Regions from separate parts of the Mus musculus genome. Here regions 2 and 3 are each linked to region 1. Evidence: chromatin loops called from intact Hi-C (ENCODE). Cell type or tissue: left cerebral cortex. All regions are shown on one strand.

Region 1 (2,500 bases):
AGCCAACCAGCCGGGAGCAGCTGCGCGCCCCAGCCAGGTCCGGTGCAGCCCGGAGCAGCCAGTGCGTCTGGTGCAGCCCGGAGCATCCTATTACAGCCCAGAGTAGCCTGGTGGTGCAGCCCGGAGCATCCCGGTACAGCCCAGAGCAGCCCCGGGTAGCCTGGCGGCCGGGCTACAGTAGCATGGGGACCTCCCCTCGGCTCTCCTCGCCTCTCGTCACCGCCACGGCCGGCGGCCCGGGTCACAAGCGCTTCTGAGCCCATGGCGAGGGGACCCACCGCCGCCACTGCGATCGCTGCCGCCGCCGCCGCCTCGGCCAGCGCCGCCAGCTTCTGGACACCATGCAAGCTGCTCCAAGCCTCCGCCGCGCTTCCTGCCTGCTGCTCGCCGCGATTCTGGACCTGGCACGCGGTGAGTGTGCGGGCGCCCGCGGAAGCCCGGGGCCGGGGGATGCGCGCAAAGACCGAGAAGGGCGCGGGCCCGGATGGCTCTGGGAGTCTCGGGCTGTAGGCACAGTCCAGGAGGGCTTCCGTGCAGCGAAGAGAGGATAGATCTTTTGGAGAAAGCTCTCGTGGGTCTGTGCCAGTGGTGTGTGTGTGTGTGTGTGTGTGTGTGTGTGTGTGTGTGTGTGTGTGTGTGTGTGTGTCTTTGTTGGGTCTGTGAGTGTCCGAGAATCAGCTATGTTTGGAGAGGGCACGGGAGTACATTTAGATGTGGCTGTGTGATGGTGTGTGTGTGAGAGAGGTAACAGAGAGTCTAGATCAGTTGCATGGAGAGGTGAGAGAGAAAGTCTGAGTGTTTGGGGGTGTGAACTCCTTCAGGAGGGTAAGTGTGTGAGCGTCGCGGCATGTGGGAGCCTGTTAAGGAAAGGGTGTTTGAGGTGTGGCGGTTCACGCCGATCCCCGGTGTGCTGCCTGGTCTCTAGAGGGCTGTGTGACAGCCGGTGACTGTATTTCTGTTAGAGCTGGACAGGAGTGTACCCAGCTACACGTGGAAGTACAGGACTTGAGGTCCTAGAAGCTCTGGGTTTGGGAGCAGGTGCAGATCGAGGGAACTTGGGCAGGGAACTGTGAGCACATCTGGGGCTGGAGGAGTTTCAACAGTATGGCTCGCATCTGTGTGTGAGTGTGTGTGTGTGTCCCGCATGGGCTTGGTCATGGCCTAGGCTGAACCAGATGGAAGGAAACTGGAGCTCAAAGGCTTGCCCAGAGCCAGCAGTGCGGAGCAGTTCTAGAGTGTATGGTTAGGGCTACCTGGGAGGAGGGGCACCCTGCCCAGCGCCGCCCTCTGGTGGGTCTTAAATGATATGGAAGTCGAACTTGACGCCCCAGTGCCTTCCGGGCAGGGAACAGGGAGCAGATGCCAGCCCAGCAGGGCGGAGGCAGGGCCAACAGAGTCATAGGTGGGGGATTCCAGAGGGTGGGGGCGGGGGTGGGGGTAGGGGGTGGGGGAAGCTCCTTCTCCAGGTCAAGTCACAACCAACCACCGGTGTTGAAATCAGAGCGTGGCCACCCTGGGAGGTGGGAGAGTGGAAAAAGTAGGCATTGTCTCGGATGGAGCCTTGGCCTCTGTCCCATTTAGGCCGCGGTGGAGGGTCAATTCTTGTCCCGCAAACTGAGAAAAACCTATATGAGCTCTGAAATTGTCCTCCAAGGGGCGTGCCTCTAAAATAACCTACACCCTCCGACCGCCTGAGTCTTTGAAGAGAGAGCTTGGTCCGCTGATGGGAGAATTTGAGCCTTGGGAGGTGGTCCTGTAGGCAGTGGGGGAGGAGCTGGTGGAGACCCAAAGGAATGTCAGGCAGGTACTTTGTCCCTCCTACCCTCTCTGGGTGCCAATACTTTCTGAAGTATATTAAATCTCTCTGTAACTTTGGGGACAAGAGCTCCCCCTTTGAGATGGATGTCTCTAGAGGGAAGGATTCCAAGTGGGAGGCTCCGGGTTCCAGCGCCACCGAGAAGACGCTAGACGTTGTAGAAAGGCACGGGAGCCCTCACCTGGACGCTGCAGGGAGCAGGATTGGGGGTTGGGGCCCGAACGGGAAGCTCCCCTTCTTCTCAACCTGGGATGCACACGGTGTAACGAAGAGGGGGAGGGGAGGGGAAGAACCGGGTGGGAAACCCCGACTGCGTCAGGACCCCACCCTGCGAGCTGGCGCCTGAGCGGCTTGGCTGCGGAGAGCTATTCCGGCGCCCTGGAGCTTTGACTCGGCTCGCTAGCTTCTGCAGGCTGCGGGAAGGGCTTGCTCCGGGCGCCAGGGTGAACGCGTGGAACCAGGGCACGTGGGTGGGGGTACACGCCTCCTTTCAGCTCTGCAGGCCCAGATCTCGGACTCGAAACTTGTGCTGGGCTCAGGGACCCCCGAGGCTCCAAGGCTCTTCTTCTCTATAGGGGTGTGAAATCCTCTGGGTGGGATCCAGTTTCCCTTTCCAGGCTAGGTGCCACCTTGCCAGGTGGGAGCAAAGGGAGAGTCCTCGCGAGCGTGAGCGGCGGGCTGGGC
Region 2 (2,500 bases), 59 kb after region 1:
CACTCTGGACCCTTTTGTGCAGAGCTCCCGACTGTCACTGCTTGCCTATGATTCCCTTTGAACTTGGCATCTGTCTGGGGCTCCCTCTGGCCTGCCCTGTGGCTCTGATCTGTTGGCAACCCTGGCATCTGTTCCAGGGGCAGGAGGTGATTCTGGCTCCAGCAGCTAAGTGGGGGAGGGCAGGACAAGGACAGGTCCTCCTGGAAGGTATAACCCTACTACACCTTCCTGACATAAGCAGGTGGCACTTGCCTGTCCTAAGAGCATGGCAGGCCGCTTCCTTCCTCCCTTCTTCCTTAGGCCTGCCAATGGCTCCTGTCTACTGCAGCATTGTCTCCTGCCTGACTTCTGATAGCAGGAAAGATTGGCCACACCCAGCTCTTGCTTAGGGCTAGCAAGCCTAGATGGGACTAGCTCTGCCATTTGCAGGCTCAGCTCCCAGCGGCCTGTCCTTTGCCTCTGTGCAGCGGAGACAAGGCCAGATTGAGCTACCACAGGACACTACTGGCCTGGCCTGGCCCAATCCTTCCTGCCTGTGCATAGGGGTAGGGCTCTGAGGCTAATGTCTGCATCTGTCTCTGCCCAGACACCTCAGTTCATCTCTCTCTGAGCCTGAGTTCTCTCATGCAGAAGATGGGAAGAAGACGCAGCCTAGAGCTGCTAGGCATCTTTGATAAACTCATATGTCCACAAGGCCCTGAGAACCATGCCTGGTATATGGTTGACACAGCACAGTCACTATCATTGTCACCATCACGACCTAGGGTCTTTGGGAGCCTGGTCCTTGGCTTCTGTGAAATCACACAGAGAGCAATGGCTTCCTCAGGTATCACCACTGGGCTCCTAGGCCCTGTGAGACTCAGGCCTGCTGCGAGCACATTGCAGTAAGGAGAGGGATGCAGGAGATTGTCGATGGAGGTGGGCCAGAGCCCTCTGGCTACCCACTCCCAGTCCTGACTTCCATTTTGGTCTGAGGAATCTCTCTCTCTCTCTCTCTCTGGTGAGAATTTGATAGGAAACAGCACAAGAGCCTTTCTGGGAAAACACAGCGCAAAGCAAGCTGGCTCCATTCATTTGTCAGAAATCTCACTTGAGCATCTGGGAGTGGGAGGCGTGGCCCTGGGTGCCAGGGTGGGAAACGTCTGGTCGTTACAGCATTCTGACCCTAGAGCAATGCCCCAGAGAGAGCAGAGCCCTTGGCATTCATATTCTTGGCAAATGGAAGGAAGACTGGGTAGTAAGGAAGTCAGCAAGGGCTGAGCCCAGGGGTCAGCAAGGAAAGGGACCATTTGTCATAAAAGTTGACTAAAGGGTGGGGGCCTACAGATGGCTGGAGATTGCTGAGGCAGGAGGTTAACTGGAATGAGGTTAGGCCAAGGAGCCCTTTCTGCTTTTTCTCAGCCTTCTGAGCAGCACTCTCCGTCTGTGGCTTGTTGGATGTGTGCATCCTCCGGGCCTTCGATGCCTGTATCTCTCTGGTGTGGGACTCCTCTCCCCATCCCCTGCCTTCTGACCAAGCCTCTCACACCTGGCCTCTCTACTCTCAACTTTCTCTAAGCTGCCGCCTGACTCCGGAGATGGTGTGGAGTGGGGTTGCTGTTAATTCTTACTTCTCAGAGAGCTTTTAGTGTGATGCCCCAGGAGCGGGAAACCAAGCTGGAACAAGAGACACTTGGGTAGTAGGGACCTAGTAGCTGGAGACTACAGTCCTGGGGTGGTGGGGTGAGTTCAGGGGTCCACAAAACCCAACAGGGGGCTGGGTCCAGACCTAGTGTAGGAAGAAAAGAGGCCATGAAGGTTTTCCAGAAGAGATGGTAGTCAGTGTGACGATGAGTTAGCTGCACTGGGGAGGAGAGGGAAGGAAGGTCGGCTCTGCAGGGCTGAGCAGCAGGTGTTGAGCCCTCAGGCAAAAGCCATGGCTCAGAACATCAGAGCCAAAGGTACCAAGGGTTGAGGCCCAAGGGTGTGGCCGAGACTCATAAGGAGGAGAGACAATGACAATGTCTGCGTGAGGCAGATGGGTTTTATTTTTGTGGCTAACCCAGGGGTGGGGGTGAGGCAAGTGTGTCTAAAGCCAGGGACCAAGGGTACAATTAGTTAGAGCAGAGTAAAGCTGGAGGCAGGGAGGCCCAGAGAGGAAGCCGTCCCTAAACAACAAGACACCCATGGGCTGGCCAGATGTGGAGGCTGGAGAGAGTGGCTATCACTAGAACCTGAGAACCACGGTCAGTTCTGACCCCCCAGGACTCCACCTAACCTCACGGCTGGGAGGAAAGGCTGAGCTTGGGCCCTGAGTTCCTGCTGGATGCTTCTGTCATGCATTGGAGACAATGCATGAACCAGAGATCAGCTGGAGAGCTCTAGGTCTGTCCTCGAAGCTCAACAGCGGGACCCCGAGTTTATGGAGGGTGTCCTCCAGGGTTCTGGAGCTGTTCTGGTGAGTGTATAGGGATCTTCTTTGGCAGATTCTGTGTATCCAACCAGTGTGTGACAGTCCCAG
Region 3 (2,500 bases), 210 kb after region 1:
GCAATAGAAAATTAATACAGTAACATGGGGGTGGAGGGGGGTGTTGAAGGGTCCACCTGCCCTTTCTGGCCCTTCAGCATTCTGGAGGTTGTACTTTAGCGTATTTTGGAGATGAAGATGTGGATGAGAACGGGAAGTGATGACAAAGGTGGAGGTAGAGGTAGTGTCAGGGATGAGGCTGGTGGAGGTAGGGATGGGATGCAGAAAGAGGTGAGGATGGGTAACTTTCAGGGGGACACTTAAGGTGTGGGGGAACCACATACAGTAAGCTTAGGGGGAAGGGTTTTATGCTCAACTCTGACTGAAGGGAGGGCCCTCGACCTCTGGGGCAACAGAACTAGGAAGCAGTTCCCAAGGAAATTGAATCACCAGGCCTGTGGAGATGCTGCAGGGGACCAGGGAACAGGAACTCTCAGCAGCTGAAAGGTACTGACAGATACCAGTCCCTTTGAAGGTTGGCTGAGCCTGGAAAAGTGACAATCTGGGCTCCAGACCAGGCATTGGTGGCACAAACCTTTTATCTCAGCACACAGAGGGAGAGACAAATAGATCATTAAGAATTCAAGGCTAGCCTGGTCTACATAGGGAGACCTTGTCAAACCAGGTTGCCACTATTCTGATCACAGCTCTACCTCATGCTACATATAGGCTACATATGCTGGGTTCGGTCCCACACCTCTTTTTTGCCCATCCGGAGTATGGGAATAGCACACCCACCTGGCAGGCCAGAGGTGAGGCTGGAATCAGCAGCTCCTGGAAACTGGGCTGCCACCGATCTTTCCCTTAAGATCTCGTTCTCAGTGCTGTTCTGAAAAAGTTACACTGCAGAGTTTGCAACTTGTGGGTAATTGAAGTGTTCTGGTGTGCATTTCCGCTCTTCCAGTTCCTACCCGACTTACCATCTGTTTTGAGCCATCTTCCACTTAATTACAATTCTCTGTCTATTGTTCTCCCAAGCTCCTGGCTCGCTCAGCTTCCCTTTTCTTGCCCCCAGCATGTGTGGCTGCCTGAACGAAGCAATAGCTTATACCTGGCCTCATCTCTCTGGGCTCTAAAACACAGCGGTCCTGCGCTTGCCGGTCCCCACCAGCACACGGGCTTCTCTGCACGTTTATCTCCCTCCTTGCTGGATGCCTACAGCAGGCCCCTGGCACTGAGCTCCACACCTGGCGGGCGTCAGGAAATGCTCAGTGAACTTAATTAAACTCAACCGGGGTGAAAACCCCCTGCAGGAAGGCAAGGTCTCCAGCATCTTTTGTTTGTTGTTTGACCGCCCCCACCTGCTCCCCATCCATGCTGCGCAGAGGCCCAAGGCCAGGGAAGCCAGAACGGACTGCCTGCCCCAAGCAGAGTTCAAAGATGGTGCCTCCTACAGAGGTCGGGAAATCACAGCAAAGGAAACATCTTCAGGTTGAATTCCCAGCGTGAAGCCCCGCGGTTTCTCTAGCTTGAGTTCTGTCCTACGGCCATGTCTATTGCACGCTTCCCATTTAACCAAGGAGAGGTCAGAGGCTCGCAGTGTGGCAGTGTCCCCAAGACACAAGGATGATGGTGACTGAAGTGGGGTGTGGGGAAGGAGAGAAGGAGGGGATGGGGTGAGAAGGAGGCTGCCACCCACAGTAAGCCCAGTTCCAGGGAGAGAAGCTCTCAGCTCCGGATGACTCTTAAGTAACATGACTAGCTCTTTCCTAGCCTGTGGAGTCTAAGACGCTGTCTTGTCCAGCTAAAACACATGCTGTGCTTTCCGGCTCTTCAAAAATGATGCCACCCCCCACCCCCACCCCACCCCCGTCCTCGCGCTCTCTTAAAACGTTCAGTGGCCCCTCGTTGTTATGTTTTATAAAAAGATAATGAGAGAAGAAATATGTTTGGTGAGTGTGTAGTCTGGTGTCAGGGAGGAGGGTGCCTCTGAGGGTCCATGCTGGGGCATCCCTTTCCCCTGAGGGACCAGCCACAGGATGGTATAGAATAAAATAGAGTTTACTCAGGGCATGGGGGGTGGAGTTGGGGGGGGGAGAGCGAGGAGGAGACTAGGGAGAGGGAGAAGGGAAGAGAGGATAGAGCAGAAACAAGAGAGGATAGGGTGAGCAGCCCCTTTTATATTGAGTCAGGCACGCCCGGCTGTTGCCAAGTAACTGTGGGGTGGAGCCTAGAAAAAATGCTAACACCCACTACTCTCAGCAGAAAGGAGAAAACTCTTAGTTTGTGATGAGCTGATCAGAGGGCTTTCCAGAATTCTGGGGGAGGGGGGAGGGCGGTGCTAAAGGCAGAGGAGGGGAGAGGGAGGCCTCGATCTGCTGCAGTTACTGGTATTACGGTGTGAAGACACCCACGGGGACCTGTTTAAGTTCATAACAGTTTAACAGCTGGTTCACAAAATTCCTGAAAATGTCATAGTCGCCTGCACAGGTTGGAGCTGGCTCCAGCCCAGACAGTGAGCGCCTACAACTCACTGCCCTGGCTTACTAGATGTTGGGACAACCAAAGTACCCAGCTCGGC

What was found. Hi-C counts contacts between places; a loop is a spot of excess contacts. Peaks named below come from ENCODE experiments on the same cell type or tissue, not always from the same donor. Only the 100,000 strongest peaks of a DNase experiment are listed, where the experiment ranks them.
Region 2: a loop joins it to region 1, with 4 times the contacts of the local background. A loop is called at or near these places in 2 of 42 quality-filtered maps.
Region 3: it touches region 1 in a loop (2.9-fold over the local background); 5 of 42 quality-filtered maps call a loop at or near these places.

What each region holds. Positions count from the first base shown.
Region 1 is chr4:140,244,213-140,246,712 of GRCm38, reverse strand. It overlaps Igsf21 (immunoglobulin superfamily, member 21), which reads left to right. Exons shown (of 10, transcript NM_198610.2): 1 at 1-411. The coding sequence starts at 342. Among named protein-coding and RNA genes, the nearest start is that of Igsf21, 1.3 kb to the left of the region's middle. In left cerebral cortex, CTCF peaks have their summits at 1,284 (motif pointing left) and 2,500 (motif pointing right); DNase peaks (open chromatin) are centred at 352, 1,113, 1,964, 2,330 and 1 more place; H3K4me3 peaks cover 2,500 bases; H3K27ac peaks cover 1,274 bases.
Region 2 is chr4:140,185,480-140,187,979 of GRCm38, reverse strand. All of the region lies in intron 1 of Igsf21 (immunoglobulin superfamily, member 21), which reads left to right. Among named protein-coding and RNA genes, the nearest start is that of Gm33542, 32 kb to the left of the region's middle. In left cerebral cortex, no CTCF peak of the experiment used is centred here; a DNase peak (open chromatin) is centred at 1,074; H3K27ac peaks cover 348 bases.
Region 3 is chr4:140,037,925-140,040,424 of GRCm38, reverse strand. The region is part of intron 4 of Igsf21 (immunoglobulin superfamily, member 21); the gene reads left to right. Among named protein-coding and RNA genes, the nearest start is that of Gm52685, 31 kb to the left of the region's middle. In left cerebral cortex, a CTCF peak has its summit at 1,267; DNase peaks (open chromatin) are centred at 956, 1,423, 2,172 and 2,392; H3K27ac peaks cover 990 bases.